Linked DNA regions of Homo sapiens: regions 2, 3 and 4 are each linked to region 1. A link is a loop called in an ENCODE intact Hi-C map of the cell type or tissue named here. Cell type or tissue: dorsolateral prefrontal cortex. All regions are shown on one strand. Links, peaks and the distances in the headings refer to the core of each region. The heading gives the core; the rest is flanking DNA. Region 1 holds the start of LOC124900977 (a long non-coding RNA gene). Region 2 holds the start of LOC124900979 (a long non-coding RNA gene). Region 3 holds the start of LOC124900980 (a long non-coding RNA gene). Region 4 overlaps SLC38A9 (solute carrier family 38 member 9).

Region 1 (5,000 bases), core at 1-5,000:
TAAACTGACAACTTGATTTTGTTGAGAGGAAGGTCATCTTCTTTGCTCCATAATTGTGAAACATTTTCATATACAGACTTATAAGGACAATATATTTATTATTACAAAGATTAGAATGATCAATTCAACAGGTTTTAAAAAATTTCTTCATCATCTCTTTCCAATTTCCTTATATACACAACTGTGTATTTGACCACTTGTGGACCATATAAGGAAACTTTGGTGCACAAATAATAAAAGATGAAAGACTATTATTACAAGTCCTTTTAGCAAAATGAGATGGTCCAGGTTCTTATCATAGACGTTACATAACTAGGCCCTTTCTGTTGAATGATTACATGAATAATAATCTCATATATATATATATCCCTAGAAATATATTGTTCAGCAGAGCACAGTGGCTCCTGGCTCATTTGGGAAGCTGAAACAGGTAGATCTCTTGAGCCCAGGAGTTCAAGACTAGCCTAGCAACATGGCAAAACCCTGTCTCTACAAAGCAATACAAAAATAAGCTGAGCGTGGTGGCACACGCCTGTAGTCCCAGCTACTCAGGAGGCTGAGGTGGGAGGATCACTTAAGCCCAGGAGGTCAAGACTGCACTGAGCCATGATCTTGCCACTGCATTCCAGCCTGGGTGACAGAGCTAGACCTTGTCTCAAAATAAATAAATAAATAAATAAATAAATAAATAAATAAATAAATAAATAAAAATATTGTTCATGCACTAGTTATTATGTCTGAGAATTTACTTAGGGTCTGAGACTTTGCTTATATAATCAATCTCACCATTATCACTTTGACTACAGTGCTTTTTGTCCCTTTGTGTTTATCTTCTGATTTGAGTAATAACTGCAAAATATCTTCACTTATTTTTCTTCTTGGGTGGAAAATGAAAAATTCTGAATTTGCAACTGTGTTCAATTCAAGCTAAAAAAGAAACACTACAAAGATGATGTTTCTAGACTTCTATAATCAGGGTTCAATTGACCCATACAATAACTGTACTGTATTATTAAAAAAGTAAACTTTGCCTTTATTTTTTGCAAAGTCTTTAAAAAAGAATAAAGCCATGAACTATTATAATCTTTACTAACAGTTAAAATATTTATAAATAAAAGTCAAAAACTAAATTTGGGTCTCTAGTGTTAAGCTTAAGAGTTAAGTCAAGCAAAGAGTGCAACAATACAAACGAGGAAAGACTATTTCAAGAAGCTACAGTCTAACATTGGGGGCAGACAAGTAAGGTGATAATCACAGAACAGTGGTTTAACAGAGTGCTCTAATAATTGATTTATACAAGTGTTATGAGGAAAAAAAGGTGAGGAGCCTAAAACCAGATTGAAGAAGTTCAGAGCAAGTTTCGAAGTTCTTTGCAAAAATATGCAAGAATCGCAGGATATGGGGTGGGGGTGAAAGGTCATATGAAGCAAAAGGAAAAGCATGTGTGGGGTGTGGCAACAGACTGCTGGAGAGGGAGAGTAACAATATACTAAATTATGGAATCTATTCTAAAAGCAATAAGGAATCACTGAGGGACTTTTACCAAATAGAATGGCACAAAGGGGCTGGGTGCTGGGTGAAGTGGCTCACACCTGTAATCCCAGCAATTTGGGTGGTAAGGTGGGCGGACTGCTTAATTACAGGAGTTCAAGACCAGCCTGGGCAACATAGCAAGACCCTATCTCTACAGAAACTTAAAAAAGAAATTAGCCAGGCTTGATGGCACACACTTACAGTCCCAGGTTCTTGGGAGACTGAGGCAGGAAGATCACTTGAGCCTGGCAAGTTGAGGCTGCGGTGAGCCGAGATTGCACCACTGCACCCCAGCCTGGGCAACAGAGCAAAATCCCATCTCAAGAAGGAAAGAGGAACGACATACCAGATTTGTGCTTTGGGTTTTGAAAACTCAAGAAGGGAGGCAACGAATAATCAGGAGGGCAACTGCAGTAATTGAGGCCAAAAATAATGAGGGATACACATTAGCCAGTGGCAATGTTTAAAAAGGCAAAATGGGTGAGAGAAGGAGTCTAGGATGATGCCCCAGTTTTTGCAAATTTGGGGGAAAGTTAACAAACTTTGATATAATATTGTTATTACTATAAATGAAAAATGTATCTTGGAATAAAATCAATTTCCATTCTTTCAACACAAAATCTAGTTGTAGATATCTAAAGGAAATTAATTTCTATATTAATTGTAAAACAGGTAATTATTAGAAGGAAATAATCCCAATAACATTAGCATATAAATCAGTAGACCAGTACTGCAGTTTAGATTTAATCCTGGATATGTTATTAATTAAAATCCAATAGCACATTATCCTGTGATAACAACTAACTAGGGCTGGGTAGTCACTGCCCCCTTTTGGTGGCTAAGAGTTGTCCTGTTCACCACAGTCTCCTGGTTCTATGAAGACATCTGAGTCTGTAACATCTGGACAGATGAACGATATAATTACATTTTTACCAAGAAAGTCTGAAATCATTTACAAGGCCTGTAATTCTCTAGTCCTGTCCATCCTGGCCATGCTGAGTACATAAAAAACTGTTTCAAAAGTGTCTTTTATATATTCACTGAGAATTATGATCATCACTATATGGACAAAACAAGATATATCTTCAGACTGGATATTGCTTGAGCTACCAGTTTATGACTTTCCAGTTAAGGAGGACAGAGGCAAGCTGGCTCCTAAGGCAGGAGACATTCCTCGTGGTGGGAAATAACGAACACATTTTTTAGAACAGTATCATAAATTGTATTTTCTAAAGATGGCCACAACAGCATCTCCTATACCACATTCTTCTAGAATTGCACTGATCTATAAAGACTGCCATGTGCATACGTGGAAATTTCAATTTCAATTAAAATGATATAAATTATAAAATTCAGTTCCTTTGTCTAAGCACACATCAAATGCTAAATAGTGGCTACTATACTGAACAGTGTAGACACAGAACAATCCAATTATCACAGAAAGCCATACTGAACAATAGCCACTTCCCCATCAAGAGTTGGAATCTAATTATCCCCCACTTGAATCCAGGAGGGTTTATGACTCACCTGTAATCAAGAGAATGTGGTGGAAATGATGGTGTATGATAACAAAGCTAGGTTACAAAAGGTAAAGCTAGGTCAGAAAAGGCAACCTTAGCCAGCTAGAAGACTCACACTGGAGCCTTCAGCTACCATGTAAGCATCCTGAGGCTGCTGCCATACTGTGAAGAAGCCCAAACCAGCCCACATGGAGAGACCACATGGAGAAGCTCTAACAGAGAGAGAGAGGTCCTAACATTCCCCAGCCGCTCCGGACTCCTACTGTTTCAGCTTAACCACCTGTCTGACGGCAATCCTGGGGGACAGAGCCAGAACCATCCAAATGAGCTCTTCCTGAATTTCTGACCCATAAAAACAATAAGAGGATAAAGTCACTGTTGATGTTGTAAATAATTTAGTTTTGAGGTCATTTGTGACAAAAGATTACTGAAACAGAAAATAATATAACCAGTTTTAATCTGTGGCTTATAATAAGTTCTGTTGTAAAATCCTATTATTAGCCCAAAATCTCATTACAATTTGCTATGCACGTAACAAGATAATGGTTACTAGGCTAAGTTTCAAGGTGGGAAAATGTTAATAATTTTTAAAAAGTATACAAAATTATATATAAGCTAAGATTATGTAAAAATCCCACAAGGCATTAAAAAAAGTCAAAGGAAATACATACAAATGCTAGGAGCGCTTGTGTTAATTACTGAGATCTAAGATTTTTCTAATTTCTCAATTTCATGGTTCAAAACTGTATTTAGTGTGGAAGATATTGTACAAACTTTATATTTTTAAGAAAGCTCTTTTTTCCTAAAGATAATGGTTATTTTTAAAATCACTTAAAACTGCGAGGCGGAGTTGCAGTGAGCTGAGATTGCGCCAGTGCACTCCAGCCTGGGCAACAGTGAGACTCCATCTCAAAAAAAATAAACAAAAATTAAAATTAAAAATGAAAAAAAAAATGAACTTTCTAGAACAATAACCAGATTTTACCTGCTTATCTCACAAGCCACTCGTCCTTTCATCTCTATTACATCAGAAGAAGTAGCAAATCCCAACCTTCTTAAAACACGTTTGCGACATTTGAGTTCATCCATTTGTAGGACTGTTCTTGCTTTCTTCAGTTCTCGCTTTGCAGATTTAATATCTATTGCAATCTAAAGCACATGAAAGTATAAAGAAAGTTCAATAATAAAGTGAACAATGTACAAGGAGATTTATTCATGAAATCAAACAAAAAATATTTTTAAAGAACATCTTACAGTATACTTCTGGGTTAAAGCTTCAGTGCTGGGGAGACTGGGGAAACTGGAGCTTCTTAGATACATTCCCGGAACATTACACAAGAGTAATGATGTATCTGTAAAGTTATTAAATACTACCTAAAATATTAAGTACATGGAAAATACAAAATGTCCATTTGAAAAATTTGAGGCAGAGCAAGCAGATGTTAGAAAGTGTAAAAAGCTTGAGACAGAGAACAGAGGCCGGGCGCAATGGCTCACACCTGTAATCCCAGCACTTTGGGAGGCTGAGGTGGGTGGATCACGAGGTTCCTGGCCAACATGGTGAAACTCCGTCTGTACTAAAAACACACATACAAAAAATCAGCTGGGCATGGTGGCGGGCGCATGCCTGTAGTCCCAGCTACTCAGGAGGCTGAGGCAGGAGAATTGCTTTAACCCGGGAGGTAGAGGTTGCACTGAGCCGTGATGATGCCACTGCACTCCAGCCTGGCAAGAAAGCGAGATTCCGTCTTAAAAAAAAAAAAGAAAAAAAAAAAAGAGAACAGAGCACAGCTCTTGCTTAAATGGAGAGAGGTAAGGAGGAAGGCTAGAAGGAGGAGAGTGAGCTGGATATTGTGAGCTAGACAAGGTAGGCTGTAAGAGTAGAAAAAGTCAGTGGTGAATTTAGGATAGGCTCTCCCAAGACAGGATTCACTAGACAATTAATCA
Region 2 (5,000 bases), core at 1-5,000, 62 kb after region 1:
GGACTAAGACAGCCAGGTTGTGCTACTGTCTTAACTGTGTGACTTCAAGTGAATTACTTTTGCAATTAATGTATAGGAATAATTTACCGATTTGCTAGAAGTTATATCACTTTGATTGAGAATTACAAAATAGTTAAGCAAAGGGCAGGTCTTACTGGTTTAGACTTCAGTGAGAATGAAGCATGGTATTTTCTATATAGAAGGTGGTCTAACCAAGCTATGAGACCTACCCTTAAGTGGTCAAATAGAGAGCCACAATAACTGAGGAGTTTACGGTAACAAAGTATAAGAAGGCATGATTCTAATATTTTTCATAGGGTTCTCCAAATTTTAAATAGAACAATGTACTCATATCTTTCAATAAAAGGAGAAGAAAGGGAAGAAAGTATAAGTCAAAGGCCTTTAAAGCTTTTACAAATGTGCTGAGTACTGCTGTAACTGTAAGGTGAATGGCATATCCTAGTAATATGTAACAGATAAAAATATTACTAGAAATATATTTTACGCTCATTTTCACATAACATTAAAATGATACTGAAATGATGTAGTACCTGTGTTGAAATCTAATTTGGTCATTTGAAGTGCATAGGCTTCACAATCTTTCTTACTAAAACTGAAAATAATCACAGGTTGGAAATTTCTTTCCATAATCATCTTCACAATTTTGAAAACATTTGATGGTCCTGCAAAAACAGTAAACAACACACCAAAATTAACTCAAAATAGATCACAGATCTAAATTTAAAAGCTAAAACTATAAAACTTTTAAGAGAAAATATAGGAATAAATCTTCCTGACCGTGGGTTAGACAAAGCATTCTTAGATATGACAACAAAAGCATAAACAACATAAGGAAAAAAATGCATGAACTGGACTTCATCAAAGTGAAAAACTTTTGTGATTTCATGGATACCATCAATAAAGTAAAAAGACAACCTCAAACAGAATGGGGGGAGATATTTGCAAATCATCTATCTGATAAGGGTCTAGTATCCAGAATATGTAAAGAACTATCATAATTCAACAACAACAATAAAAAAACATACTTTTAAAATAGAGAAAGAATATGCAAATGGCCAATAAGCACATGAAAAAATGTTCAACATCATTAGCCACCAGGGAAATGTAAACTGAAACCACATTAAGATACCACTTCACATTCAATAGGATGACTATAATCAGACATACAATACTAAGTATCGTGGAAAAATTATATGTGAAAAAATTAGATCCATCAAATTATACCACCATCTTTCCAAATGGGAAATCAGGGCAAAATACATAATCTGTTTCATTTACCCATTACCTAGCCCAGGGATGCTGTAATTACAGAAAGATGCCTCTGTTTCTATGGAGGAGGAGTACGGTGATACAAAGGATATAGAGAAAATGGAACCCTCACACATTCCTGGAAGGAAATGTAAAATGGTATAGCCACTTTGGAAAATACTTTGGCAGTTTCTCAAAAGGTGAAACATAGACTTTCCACATGGTGCAGCAATTCCACTCCTAGGTACATATCCAGAGGAAAACACCTATTCACACAAAAACTTGTATTAAATAGTACATGCATCAATGTTTACAACAGCATTCCTAACAGTCAAAAACCAGAAAAACCCAAAAGTCCATCCAATGATGAATGGAGAAACAAAATGTGGTATATCCATACAATGGAATGTTATTTAACCATGAAAAGGAATGAGTACATATAGCATAAAATGAACAAAATAGCCGGGCACAGTGGCTCACACCTGTAATCCCATCACTTGGGAGGCCACGATGGGCATATCACTTCAGGTCAGGAGTTTGAGATCTGCCTAGCCAACACAGTGAAACCCCGTCTCTACTAAAAATACAAAAATTATCCAGGCATGGTGGCAGGTGCCTATAATCCCAGCTACTTGGGAGGCTGAGGCAGGAGAATCACTTGAACCCAGGAGGCAGAAAGTTGCAATGAGCCAAGACAGCACCAGTGTACTCCAGCCTGGGTGACAGAGCGAGACACTGTCTCAAAAAAAAAAAAAAAAAAAATTAAAAGTAACGAACCTTGAAAACATTACATTAAGTGAAAGAAGCCAGTTGCTCCAAACATGAAATGCACAGACAAGGGAAAGCCACAGAGATCGAAAACAGGCTAATGATTAACTAAGTCTGCGGGATGAGAAGGGAAAGGTTGGGGGAAAAGGGAGAATAACTGTTAATGTGTACAGGGTTTCTTTTTGGGTTCATGAAAATATTTTGGAACTAGACAGTGGTGATGGCTGCACAATTCTGTAAATATACTAAAGACTACTGAATTGTATACTTAGATGAGTGAATTTTATAGTATGTAAATTATACTTAATGTCATACAAAAAAGATAAATATTTATCCAATTTTATCACATATCGTCTAGACCTTTACATAGCTTGAGAAAAAAAAACTAAGACAAAAAATATCAGAGTAATCTGAATATACAATTTACATGTAAAATTCTCTCAAAGCAAAGTTCCAAATTACCTTTTGTTCCTCCTTTCCGCCCTTTCTGGTCTCCTTTGGCCAAATCACCTGCATCTCGAAGCACTTGCATTGCAGTATTAAAATTATCTTCTCTGAAGTCACCCTGGAATCACAAATTTTTTCTGTGTAACTTCACTAATACTTAATCATAATTCAAACATTTTTCATACATAAGGCTTCCCCAAATAAAAATAATTTAGTATAATAATGAAAGCCACTAAAATAGTCCAAACATGATCTGTGGTAAGAGGTATTAAAAGGTGAAAAAGAAGGAATAAAAAATGAAGAAAAGCAAAACATAAGATATCTGAAACATGTCCAGAACCCCTATTCTCTAGGTATTTTTAAATACTGGGAAAGGAGGGAAATCTGATTCATGCATAAGAAAAACACAAGTCTCAAACATAATGTTTGAAATAAAAACACACAAAAAAATCAAGATCGATTGATTAAAACTAAGACAAACAAATGTATCTTTTCCATTCTTCTCTAATTCAAAATTTAAAAACAACAACAACAAGATATTAATAATAAAGTATGACATTATAGATTTAAAAAGGACAATTACTCTCTTACATTTTCATCAACCACAAGATGCAGGCCATCTCCCCCTGCTGGAAAAATGTAGTGTTGCAATGGAGTGGGCCGATAATCTGTGTAAATAACATGACAAGGCTGTAAAAAGAAAGAATTAAACATACAAAATTTTATTTCCTCAAAATAAAACTGTATCTTAGTCCAACCTAAAAGATCTTAAGAAAATCAAGTAATGAATTCAACATTTCAAAAAGAAAACACTTCAAAAAATTCACTAAAACCCAGGCAAGAGAAAAACGTAGAAAAATTAGGTCTATGAAATTATACTACCATCTTCCCAACTTACCAATTCCCTAACCAGGGCTAAATACATGACCTGAGCATCAACTACCCATTACCTAGCCCTGGAATGCTGTAATTACGGAAAGATGCTTATTTTTCTATAGAGGAGGTATACGGTGATACAAAGGATCCATGAAGTAAAATGGAACTTTTCTGCCCCACCCAGGCTTTTCAAAACCTTAGTATAAAGCAGCACTTGATCTAGCTTCTCCCCAAGATCCATTGGATTTTTCTATCCTACAGAAGCAATATGGGAGAATGCCATAAAAACACGATCAGGGAGCTTATAAACAGATAAGTTCATGAGAACATCAGTGTAAAGGAAAATTAAGGGCAGAAAAATAAAAGCAAGAATAAATTCAGTATACATAAACAAATGCCTATTACAAGCATATACAGACGCTAAAGTCAGACTAGAAAGGCAATAACAGAAAGTCAGTAAAAAGTCTGTGTTTACATGAGAAAAATCAAATCAAATGCTCCAGAGATGCCCAGCTTTTCCTGGCACCAAGGCATTAGGGGAAATTCTGTGTACTCATGGATAACTATTTGAGTAAATGCAGTAGTTTCTAAACCTGGCAGATCATCAGATCAACTTGGGGAATTTTTAAAATTGGAGTTCCCAAGGCACTATTACCTGAGATTTAGATATAGTGGGTTTGAGATGGGGCTCAGAAATCAACATTTCTAAAAAGTCAGTCAGTTGATTTTGATAAGCTGCTTGATTTGAGAAGCAGTTTACCATTAAAATGTTTTTTTTATTATTCTGGACAACATCAGGAGAAAAGCAAAGGGAGAGTAAAGCAAGACTAATCTGTAACATTTTGAATATTGAAGACATCAAAAAAGGAGGAAAAAATACCTGTTTATGTAAATGGCAAATCCATTCAGCAAACTGTCGGGCATTTGGAATAGTAGCCGAAAGAAAGACATAGTGGACGTTATCAGGAAGCAAAATAATAGTTTCTTCCCATACTACACCACGTTCTGAAAAAAATAAATATATACTTTGGACTATAGTTGGACTACAGTGTCACTCTGTGATAATATCTAAAATTATATTCTCTGAAGCTTTATAGTTAGAAATGCAGACTTTACTCAAGAATATTTTAAGCCACAGAACCTTACTGAAAACTATTTCTCACCATTAATCTATCCAGTAGAAAATTAGTAGACTAAACCACTATAAATACAATGTACTCTGAAATAGCCTACAAAGAGCAATTCCAGGGTTAATCTTTCCAAACAACCTAACAAGAGCCTCAATGACAAGGCAGCGGAACAGTATTTCTACTGCACATTGAAAAGTAATGGTTACTAACTTGTAGAAAGTTATAGCAACACATTTAGAAGATACTATTCCTATTCCAGACGGCATCGTTCACCCAAATTATCCTTGTGATCCTCTGGAGATGAAAGAAAGACTTGATGAAAGATAAAACCGTAAGTCATTTTTTATTAAAACGGAAAAAGTTTGACAGCTTCCCTCCTAAAATAGACAAATCAACAAAGGATTTCTGATTCTAAAACCAAAACAACTCTGTTAAGAGCTTAATTTTATAAATTTGGAAAGGGTGAAATATTCAAAGGGTAAATGATTTCTTAAATTCTATTGCTTTCTC
Region 3 (5,624 bases), core at 368-5,367, 200 kb before region 1:
ACAAAAATTCTCTATAACATGCAGTGCTGTTTGATAGCATTTTACCCACAATATAGAACTTCAAAATTGGAGTCAGTCTTCTCACATCCTGCTGCTGCTTTATCAACTAAGTTTATGTAGTATTCTAAACCTTTCTTGTCATTTCAACAATGTCCACACCATATTCACCAGGAATATATTTCATCTTAAGAAACCACTTTCTTTACTCATTCATAAGAAGCAACTCATACGTTCAAGTTTGATCATAAGATTGCAGCAATTCAGTCACATCTTCAGGCTCCACTTCTAATCCTAGTTATCTTGCTATTTTCATCTCATATGCAATTCTTCGTCTACTCTAGTCTTGAATCCCTCCAAGTCATCCATGAGGATTGGAACCAACTTCTTCCAAACTCCTGTTTTGTTGTTGTTGTTACCGGTTTTTGTTTGTTTTTGTTCTTTGTGAGATAGGGTCTCACTCTGTTGCCTAGGCCGGAGTGCAGTGGTGAGATCTCAGCTCACTGCAGCCTCAGCATCCCAGGCTCAAGATCCTCCCACCTCAGCCTTTCAGGTGCACACCACCATGCCCGGCTAATTTTTAAATTATTTTTTGTAGAGATGGGTTTTCGCCATGTTGCCCAGGCTGGTCAAGAACTCCTGAGCTGAAGTGATCTGCCTGCCTTGGCCTCCCAAAGTACTGGGATTACAGGCATGTGCCACCACCACACCTGGCACCTATTTTGCTGTTTTGACCTTCTCCTCCATGAATCACAAATATTCTTTTTTTTTTTTTTTTTTTTTTTTGAGACGGAGTTTTACTCTTGTTGCCCAGGCTGGAGTGCAATGGCGCGATCTTGGCTCACCACAACCTCTGCCCCCTGGGTTCAAGTGATTCTCCTGCCTCAGCCTCCCAAGTAGCTGGGATTACAGGCATGTGCCACCACGCCTGGCTAATTTTGTATTTTTAGTAGAGACAGCGTTTCTTCATGTTGGTCAGGCTGGTCTCAAACTCCCGACCTCAGGTGATCCGCCTGCCTCGGCCTCCCAAAGTGCTGGGGTTACGGGCGTGAGCCACTGCTCCCGGCCCACAAATATTCTTAAAGGCATCTAGAATGGTGAATTCTTTCCAGAAAATTTTAAGTTGACTTTGCCCAAAGGCATCTAGAATGGTGGATTCTTTCCAGATTTTAAGTTGACTTTGCCCAGATCCATCAGAAGAATAACTGTCTACAGCAGCTATCAACTTAAGAAATGTATTTCTTAAATAATAAGACTTAGCCTGGTGCGGTGGCTCACGCCTGTAACCCCAGCACTTTGAGGGGCCAAGGCAGGCAGATCACCTGAGGTCAGGAGTTCGAGATCAGCCTGACCAACATGGAGAAACCCCGTCTCTACTAAAAATACAAAATTAGCCAGGCGTGGTGGTGCATGCCTGTAATTCCAGCTACTCGGTAGGCTGAGGCAGGAGAATCGCTTGAACCCAGGAGACGGAGGTTGCGGTGAGCCGAGATCACACCATTGCACTCCAGCCTGGGCAACAAGAGCGAAACTTGGTCTCAAAAAAACAATAATGATAATAATAATAATAAGACTTTAAATGTGAAATTATTCCTTGATCCATGGGGTACAGAATCAGAATGGATGTTGTATTAGAAGACATGAAAACATTAATCTCCTCTTACATCTTTTTTTTGGCGGGGGGATGTGGTGCTTGAATGGATCCTGGAGTCGGCCATTGCTCAAGCACACCACCAAACAGTGCCCTTGCAAAGCAGGCCTCATCCCTGTCCACCGGGCCCAGCACCTCCCGGGTCTACCTCATCTCAGACAACCCTGCTACTCTGAATCCTGATTTGAAATCTTGGTGAAGGTATGTTTTGTTGTTTTTCTAAGTCTTTTAAAAAGAATTATCTTGGTTTCTTTGCTCCTGATGACTTTTTGCCTAATAGCTGGAGCATGAATAATGCTCCATGACTAATCAGATTTAGCCTGCTGCAGAAACTGTTTTAGTTTATCAACTTAGGGGGCATTCTGTGGGAACAAAGTTAAGATTTCAAGAGGTTCCAATGGTTCGCAACCCTGCCCGACTTCGCTTAGGCTTAATACTGCACTGAGAGCAGTCAAACCACCTTATGACAGCTCTCCCCAGCTGCATGAAAGTCTCCTGTTGTCACTCACTCATATCTCCTCTCCTACTCTAAGCATTTTGGTTACCATTTTATTCCTAACAACTACACCTTGTCAGACACAGAAGGGCACTCAGGAAATATTTGTTGATGAAATGAATAAAATTTCTGATAAGAATAAAGAGTTCATTGTAAAAAAAAAATCAAACTGCAAACAAAATAGATGAAATTATACATGAATTTCTCTCAACTCTCTATGTATAATGTTAAATCAAGTTTAGCCTAAAGCTGCCCTATTACATATTTTAAATTTGGCCTAAAGGTTTCTCTGTACATCATGAAGTATAACCTAAATGGAAGGGTAAACAGACTATAGTCTACTCTTGTGCCAGTCACTGAGTTTTGGCCAATCAAATGTGGCCAACTGTTCAAACCATGCTAAAAGAAGGCAAACAGCTGAGCTGTAACCAATCCAGAGCTGTTTCTGTACCTCACTTCCGTTTTCTGTACTTCGTTTTCGTTTTTCTGTCCAGAAATCTTCTTCCACCACGTGGCTGCGCTGGAGTCTCTGAGCCTACTCTGGCTCAGGATGCTGCCCAATTCACAGATCATTCATCACTCAATTAAACTCTTTTGAATTTAATTCAGCTGAAGTTTTTCTCCTAATGGTAAAAACTCTCCTAAGTTTAAGAGCCATAGTGGAAATCACATGGAAAAAGCTGTAGATTTGATTACATAAAACTGCTAAACTCTGTAAATCAAAAAAAATCACAGACTAAATTAAAAGAGATCGAACTGGGAAAATATTTGCTACATGTATGATAGATTTACATGGAAATAAGTGGGGGCACCTAAGATATTCCAGGAAAAAATAAGAAAAGAACATGAAACAGACAATTCACAAAAGAGAAAGTATGAATGGCTAACAGCTAGAAAATAACTAAAAACTATTATTAACAAAAATTTAAAAATCAATTATAGTACTCATTTCTGACTGGGGCACAGTGAGCTGGGCACACTACTTCTTTCTAGATCTTCAGAGCCAAGTTTTTAAAACTCAAAGCTAGACATTGACTCAGTTTCTTTGTCTGCATTTTAGGTGTTTAGACCCCACCTGAGGAGCTGTACATAACAAAAGCCCTCAATGCCACTAAACCAATGGGAGAGGGGTAAGAGTACAAAGAATTTAAAACCACAATAGACTCATATTATTCTATTACCAGTAGATAGAAATCAAATACGTTTTATCAATTTGAAGAACGTTTTCCACGTCATCCAGTCACCCAGGCCACAAGATCCTCAGTGACGACAGATAATTATGAAATTAGTTGTATTATTGATACTGCTTTTTCCTGGGTATTGGCTTCCCAGAGTTACTGAGAGAATGATGGAATAAAGCATCGACTTTGTCATATAGAGCCATGTATTACAAGTAAAACTTGCTGTTTCAAAATCTTTTCCTTCTCTTTCAAAAAAACTATCATTTTCTTCTCTCTGAGCAGTTTTTGATAGAGTTCATCATTAGCAGGGGCCTCAAAACAGAACATTGCAAATCATGTCAGTTTCAGAATGATTTTTTTTTTTTGGCTTGCTGATGGCAAACTGCAATGTGAATTTCTGCAAGAGCACAGTGCCATGTCATAAATCATTAGTCTGGCTTCAGAGTCTCTTGCTATTTTCCCTACATGGAGGACAGATGCTTTTTTGTTGAATCAGGACCATAATTTGCATCTGGTAGGACAATGGATCATATTCTCTTCTGTCCACACACAGAGCCGCATTGACAACAGCAAGAGTTGCTCAGAGATAGAGGCAAAGTTTGGCTCAGCCAGTGCTAAATTCAGCTTGATTTTTAAAAGTAAATGACCCAGTTAAAATCCAGTGAAGAGCAAAGCACATAGTGGATTTGGAAGTTTCCTTTGAAATTTCCAGCTCAGTGTATGAAGTAACTCCAGACTCTAATGAGCCTCTCCGACTGCAAGCAACTAAGACCCAAAATGATTGTCTGTATCAGATCCAGGGCTTTCTGTGACAGCAGACAATTTATTGTTATGCTTTACACCCTGGTTTTCCATCTGTGATTGATGTGTGCTCTTCCGCTTTCAAAAGACTTTTCTAATAGTCACGTTTCTTCCAACTGACCCTGCAAGATGAGTCAAAATTTCCATACTTAGGAATCCCAGCTACTTAGGAAGCTGAGGCAGAAGAATCTCTGTAACCTGAAAGGCGGAGGTTGCAGTGAGCTGCGATCACACCACTGCACACCAGCCTGGGCGACAGAGCGAGACTCCGTCTCAAAAATAAATAAATAAATAAATAAGGAGATGGTTATACAATTGCATTCTTCTCAACTTAAAAGCCTCTCTCTGAGCTGGATGCGGCCATTCACGCCTGTAATCCCAGCACTTTGGGAGGCTGAGGCGGGTGGATTGCCTGAGGTCAGGAGTTCGAGACCAGCCTGCCCAACATAGTGAAACCCCATCTCTACTAGAAATACAAAAAATTATCTGGGCATGGTGGCACGCAACTGTAATCCCAGCTACTAGGGAGGCTGAGGCAGGAGAATCGCTTGAACCCGGGAGATGGAGGTTGCAGTGTGCCAAGATCGTGCCATTGCACTCCAGCCTGGGCAACAAGAGTGAAACTCCATCTCAAAAAAAAAAAAAAAGCCTCTCTCTTTGGCTTGTAGATGGCCATCTTCGTGTTCATATGATGCTCTCTCTGTCTGCATGTCTCTGTGGCCAAGTTTCCCCTTCTTATAAAGACAGCAGTCATATTGGATTAGGGCCCACCCCAGTCACCTCATTTTAACTTGATTACATCTATAAAGACCTATCTCCAGATAAGGTCACATTCTGAGGCACTGGATATTGGACTTTAATATATGAATTTTGGGGAGACACAGTTCAGCCACAACACCAGGCAACCTCTCTGGCTTTGGTTTCTTCATCTTTAGAGGGGAATGTTGGCCTTATTGCTCCTTCAGGGCTCTTTCAATCCCAGTGTTCCAAGATTTGCTCAGCCCTTTTGAAGCTGCCAAGCCTGTCCCTGCTATCCCCAGGGTTATAAATATAAGAATTTTCCCTCCCCGGGCCTGCCAACCAGTCCTGGAGGGTGGGAAATGAACAGAGAAATGCTGCGAGGGTGGAGTTTTCCTTTAACCTTTTGTCACTTGCATGAGTGCTGTAATCGGACAAACATTCAGGGCGTGGTGAACTGGGGTTCCTGACATCCTAAAGCAAATAAGCAAATGACATTTGTTCTTTTCCAAGTCCCGAGGTTTTATGTGCTCCAACTATAGATGACAAAATAGTTCCAGGAGAGCTGCAGTGTTTTGTTCTCCCTGCCAATTCATTAGCAACAGAACCGTTGCCGGGCTCTAATCCAGCCCGGCTGACAGCAGTTCCCCAGTAAAGGAAGGACAGAACTGGAGCTGTCTGTGCAGCCAACAGGGATCAGGAGTGCTCAGATGTACTGACACGTTGGCAAAAAAAAAAAAAAAAAAAAAAGAATTAAAGA
Region 4 (5,624 bases), core at 260-5,259, 280 kb before region 1:
TAGAGACGGGGTTTCACCGTGGTCTCGATCTCCTGACCTCGTGATCCGCCCGCCTCGGCCTCCCAAAGTGCTGGGATTACAGGCGTGAGCCACCGCGCCCGGCCTAGAAAAAACTTTTAAAAATACATATGGAGCCATAAAAGAGCCTGAATAGCCAAGGCAATCTTAAGCAAAAAAAAAAAAAAAAAAAAAAAAACAAAGCTGGAGGCATCATGCTATCCAACTTCAAATTATATTACAGGAGTACAGTAACCAAAACAGCATGGTACTGGTACAAGAACAGACCCACAGACCAATGGAACAGGATAGAGAACCCAGAAATAAGACCGAACACCTACAACTATCTGATCTTCAACAAACCTGACAAAAACAAGCAATGGGGAAATATTCCCTATTGAATAAATGCTGCTGGGATAACTGAGTAGCCATTTACAGAAAATTGAAACTGGACCTTTTCCTTAACCATATACAAAAATTAACTCAAGATGGATTAAAGACTTAAATATAAAACCTAAAACTATAAAAACCCTGGAAGACAACCTAGGCAGTACCTTTCAGGACACAGGCACAGGCAAAGATTTCATGATGAAGATGCCAAAAAAATTGCAAAAAAGGAAAAATTGACAAATGGGATCTAATTAAACTAAAGAGCTTCTGCACGGCAAAAGAAACTATCAATGGAGTAAACAGACAACCTACAGAGTGGAAGAAAATTTTTGCGAACTATGTATCTGACAAAGGTCTAATATCCAGCATCTATAAGGAAGTTAAACACATTCACAGGAAAAAACAACCCCATTAAAAAGTGGGCAAAGAAATGAATAGGCAGACACTTCTGAAGACATATATGCAGCCAACAAGCATATAAAAAAAGCTCAATATCACTGATCATTAGAGAAATGCAAATCAAAACCACAATGAAATACCATCTCACACCAGTCAGAATGGTTATTATTAAAAAGTTAAAAAGTAACAGATGCTGGTGAGGTTCTGGAGAAAAAGGAAGGCTTATACACTGTTGGTGGGAGTGTAAATTAGTTGAGCCATTATGGAAGATAGTGTGGTGATTCCTCAAAGACTTAAAGACAGAAATACCATTCGACCCAGCAATCCCATTACTGGGTATATACCCAAAGGAATATAAATAGTTATATTATAAAGATACATGTACACATACGTTCACTGCAACAGTATTTACAATAGCAAAGACATGGAATCAACCAAAAGGCCCATCAATGATAGACTGGATAAAGAAAATGCATACACCATTCAATGCTGTGCAGCCATAAAAAAGAATGAGATCATGTCTTTTGCAGGGACATGGATGAAGCTAGAGGCCGTTATCCTTAGCAAACTGACAGAGGAACAGAAAACCAAATACCACATGTACTCACTTTTAAGTGGGAGCTAAATATTAAGAACACCATGGACACATAGAGGGGAACAACACACACTGGGGCTTACTGGAAGGTGGAGGGTGGGAGGAGGGAGAGGATGAGGAAAAATAACTGATGGATACTAGGCTTAATGCCTGGGTGATGAAATAATCTGTACAACAAACCCCCATCACACATGTTTGCCTATGTACATAGGCACATCCTGCACGTGTAACCCTGAACTTAAAAGTTAAAAAAAAAATGTACAGCCATTTTTGAAAACAGTTTGATAGCTCCTCAAATGTTAAATACAGAGCTATCATATGACCTAGCAATTCTAGTTCTAGGTATCTATCCAGAGAATTAAAAACATATGTCTACACAAATACTTGTAAACAAATGTTCCTAACATTCATGATGGTCAAAGTGGAAACAACTCAAATGTCCATCAACTGATGAACAACAATATGTATCAACCTTGAAGACATTATGCTGTGTGAAAGAAACCACACAAAAAAGACTACATATTGTATGATTCCATTTATATAAACTTTCTAGATTCGGTAAAGCCATAGAAACAGAAAGTAGATTAATGGTTTCCAGGGGCTGGGGAAAGGGGAAAATGGGGTCTGGGACTTCTTTTGGGATGGTAAAAATGTTCTAAAATGGATTATGGTGATGGCTGTACAGTCATCAATCTGTGAATTGAGAGATTAAGGAATTTGGGCTGACCAAGTTGTTGAGAATAACTAGAAAAGCTGACAAAATGTTTTTAAAAATATGCTTGAAGACATAGGACAACTAATAAGACAATGTAGAATACCGAGGTCTAAATCAGGAAGAAGACAAAGCCAGAAAGGAGAGCCCAGCATTTCCTCAAGAATATCTGCCAATTCCAGTTTATTAGCTGAGAGGCTTAAAACAGAGCTTTTGGCCAGGCGTGGTGGCTCACATCTGTAATCCCAGCACCTTGGAAGGCCAAGGCAGGTGAATCATCTGAGGTCAGGAGTTCGAGACTAGCCTGGCCAACATGGTGAAACCCTGTCTCTATTAAAAATACAAAAATTAGTTGGGCATGGTGGCAGGCGCCTGTAATCCCAGCTACTCGGGAGGCTGAGGCAGGAGAATCGCTTGAACCCAGGAGGTAGAGACTGCAGTGAGCTGAGATTGCACCGCTGCACTCCAGCCTGGGCGACAGAGTGAGACTCCATCTCAGAAAAGCAAACAAACAAACAATAACAACAACAACAAAAACCAGAGTCTTTGCCAGCCTATAGGGCTAGAGGAAGAAAATTTGGAATCCAGGGCCCACTAAGAGAGACTTCACGTAAACTTTAGGTTGGAAGCCCAAAGGGCTACAGCCTAGAAATGTGAATGAATTTGAAATAGAATGGCCTCCTTTCAGGAACTGAAGCCCAACTTTAACTCATCTCAATCCCCCAAACTGGATTAAGGTGATCTAGGATTGCTCCTGTCTCAAATTGACTTCCCAAAGCCAATATAAACTCTTTCTAAAGAAAATACTTTAGGTTTCAAGTTATTTATACAGTTTTTTTATTTACAATGTCAGGAACTTGCTAAAAACTAGCCAAGTGTAAGAGAAGCCAGGACAAGATGATTGGAAATTAAGAAACTCAATACACAATAGAAAGAGACTTACAGGTGATCCAGATAATGGAGTTATCAGGAACAGACTTTTAAAGAACTGTCTTTAACATGTTCAAGGAAATTAAAATAAGACTGAGAATTTGGCAGTGACTAGAGATAAATATGAAAAAAATAAATTTGTGGAAAATGTTTTTTCAAAAAGAATCAAATAGAAATTCTGTAATTACAGTACCCAAATTAAGAAATCAGTGACAATAATGAATGTTGACTAGAATGTGGAACAGTGGGAATGCTCATATAGTACTAGAGTAAGTATAAGTACAGTCATTTTGGAAATGAGTTTGTAATTATCTGCTACCATTGAGTATACACCACGTTTATAATCAGTAAAAATGTATGCACATTGCACAAAGGGACATGTAAGAGAATATAAATTAGAATTGATTTATAAGAGCTCCAAAGAAACCCAGATACCCATCACAGGAATGGATAAGTAAATTGTTGTGTTTTTATATAATGGAATGTTATACAGCTATGAACATGAACAGACTGTAGCTACATACAGAATATGGGTGAATGTCACAAAGATAATGTTGGCAAAAGAAGCCAGACAGAAAAATATATATTGTATTATTCTACTTTATGAGAAGTTTGAAAGCAAATGAAACTAATTTCATTCATGTGTGTACATATATGTGTCTAGGAAATGCACTAAAATGTTAACAGTGGTTATTTCTGATAGGTGATTTCATTTTCTTCAATAACTTCTTGATTATCTTAAATGTAGACAATGTGCTACATTTCTAATGAGAACAAAGTTATTCCGAAAATATGGCATTCCTATAACTTAGGATAAAAATGGTATATACAAAATGAAAAACTCATTTTCTTAAAACTTTGTTTAAATTACCTTGGTAGTCTCAGCTACTCAGGAGGCTAAGGCAAGAGGATTCCTTGAGCCGAGGAGTTTGAGTCCACAGTGCACTATGATCGTGCCTGTGAATAGCCACTGCACTCCAACCTGGACAACATCATGAGACCTCATCTGTAAAACAAACCAAAAAACCTTTTGGTATATTTACTGTATTTACTCCTAGCCTTCTTTTCTATGACGTTTTTAGGTGAGATCACATAGTATATGTAATTTATTGTGCTGCTTTTTCATTTTAAATTTATATTACATGCCATCATTACTTCTGCAAGTTATTCGCTAGTTGTCTGTCTGCCTGCCTCCTTCCCTCTCTTCTTCTCTTCTTCCCCACCTCCCTGCCATCTTTCTTCCCTCCCTCCCTCCCTCTTTTCCTCCTCTGCCTGCCTGCCTTCCTTCCTTCTTCTATTCTTTTGTCAGCAAACATTCATTATGTTCCTTCTGTTTGCCAGACACTTTACTCAAACACAGCTTTACTGAAACACAGCTCCACCCTCCAGTGGGGGAGATGGATACCTAGCAAAAAATAAGGGGTGCTAAATACTTAATTTTATGTGTATAAACACACACACGTCTGTTTTTGAGGCATGGTCTCATGCCATGCTGGAGTGCAGTGGCACGATCATAGCACCTTGTAACTTTGAACTCCTGGGCTCAAGCAGTCCTCCTGCCTCAGCCTCCCTGGAGGCTGAGAGTACAAGTGCATGTCAGGATGCCTGGCTGCTTTTTCTATTTTTTGTAGAGAAAGGGCCTTGCTGTGTTCCCCAAGCTGTTCTTGAACTCCCGGCCTCAATCAGTCCTCATGTTGGGATCACAAGCATGAGCCACCACACCCAGCCTATACATGTATATATTTAGAACTCATTTTTCATTAGGAAAAATACAAATTGAACTCATCCTGTACTAGCATTACCAAGAATCCTGTGGCATACTCCTGTGAGTGACTATGCTATAGGTTCTGGTTGTACCAGCAGTGGAATGAGGCCATATGTAATATTGATGACCAGGTGCCTTGGGAAGGTTTCTGTGCAGGTGCTGCTCTGTGCAAGAACATTTATTGTAGTTGTTTTGGCTGAGGTTGAGGATTTTTTGTTTGGCTTTTGTTTTTAAATGTGAGAGGTAAATTTTGCAAGGGATTAAGCCTAATGACACCTAGGGACATCTGGTTATAAATATTACCTATTTTCCTGAAGGAAAAACCTATTCAGATGCTCCCTGGCATGGATCTGTTAAGGGCATGTAGGCTCCTCCCTCATTCATCTCCTTTGCCCGTCAAGGAGGAGAGTGGAAGACTCTTTTCCACATCTGAGTCCTTAAGGGGGCCTTAAGATGGTCTAGGACAAGAGTTGGTAAATTTTTTTCTATAAAGGACACGTTAGTAAATACTTTAGGCTTTGTGGGCATACGGACTCAACTTTGCCGTTGTGGAGTGGGAGTAGCCATAGACAAAACATAAGTGCATGGGCCTGGCTGTGTTCCAGTAAAAATTTTATTTACAAAAACAGGACATTTATGAAAACAGGACATGGGCTTGGATTTGTTTTATCAGGCCATAGTGTACCGACCCCTGGTCTGCACAGAAGGACTCTAATGTCAGCAACCATAGGGACTTGTACTTCGTACTGCTGTGACACCCATAGGGATACCTCTTGCCTTGTTTCTGAGGAAGTTAATAAAAAGGTCAGGCTCGTTCACCTTAATTTCAGTCTACC

The links. Peaks named below come from ENCODE experiments on the same cell type or tissue, not always from the same donor. Only the 100,000 strongest peaks of a DNase experiment are listed, where the experiment ranks them.
Region 2: a loop joins it to region 1, with 2.3 times the contacts of the local background. A loop is called at or near these places in 14 of 110 quality-filtered maps.
Region 3: it touches region 1 in a loop (9-fold over the local background); 8 of 110 quality-filtered maps call a loop at or near these places.
Region 4: a loop joins it to region 1, with 2.0 times the contacts of the local background. A loop is called at or near these places in 89 of 110 quality-filtered maps.

What each region holds. Positions count from the first base shown.
Region 1 is chr5:55,404,627-55,409,626 of GRCh38, reverse strand. It overlaps MTREX (Mtr4 exosome RNA helicase), which reads right to left. Exons shown (of 27, transcript NM_015360.5): 22 at 4,039-4,202. LOC124900977 (a long non-coding RNA gene) reads right to left here and starts at 4,596. Exons shown (of 2, transcript XR_007058772.1): 1 at 4,553-4,596; 2 at 4,243-4,405. In dorsolateral prefrontal cortex, for the core only: CTCF peaks have their summits at 2,154 and 2,358 (motif pointing left); a DNase peak (open chromatin) is centred at 2,356; H3K27ac peaks cover 527 bases.
Region 2 is chr5:55,342,696-55,347,695 of GRCh38, reverse strand. MTREX (Mtr4 exosome RNA helicase) reads right to left here. Exons shown (of 27, transcript NM_015360.5): 8 at 4,241-4,365; 9 at 3,076-3,174; 10 at 2,500-2,602; 11 at 552-683. LOC124900979 (a long non-coding RNA gene) reads left to right here and starts at 4,545. Exons shown (of 2, transcript XR_007058774.1): 1 at 4,545-4,821. In dorsolateral prefrontal cortex, for the core only: a CTCF peak has its summit at 3,104 (motif pointing left); a DNase peak (open chromatin) is centred at 3,105; H3K27ac peaks cover 920 bases.
Region 3 is chr5:55,601,117-55,606,740 of GRCh38, reverse strand. It overlaps LOC124900980 (a long non-coding RNA gene), which reads left to right and starts at 1,679. Exons shown (of 2, transcript XR_007058776.1): 1 at 1,679-1,849; 2 at 3,205-3,521. RefSeq lists an enhancer at 1,714-2,913. In dorsolateral prefrontal cortex, for the core only: CTCF peaks have their summits at 2,650 and 3,755; DNase peaks (open chromatin) are centred at 2,640 and 3,890; H3K4me3 peaks cover 2,634 bases; H3K27ac peaks cover 3,776 bases.
Region 4 is chr5:55,681,638-55,687,261 of GRCh38, reverse strand. All of the region lies in intron 3 of SLC38A9 (solute carrier family 38 member 9), which reads left to right. Among named protein-coding and RNA genes, the nearest start is that of SLC38A9, 28 kb to the left of the region's middle. In dorsolateral prefrontal cortex, for the core only: no CTCF peak of the experiment used is centred there; no DNase peak of the experiment used is centred there.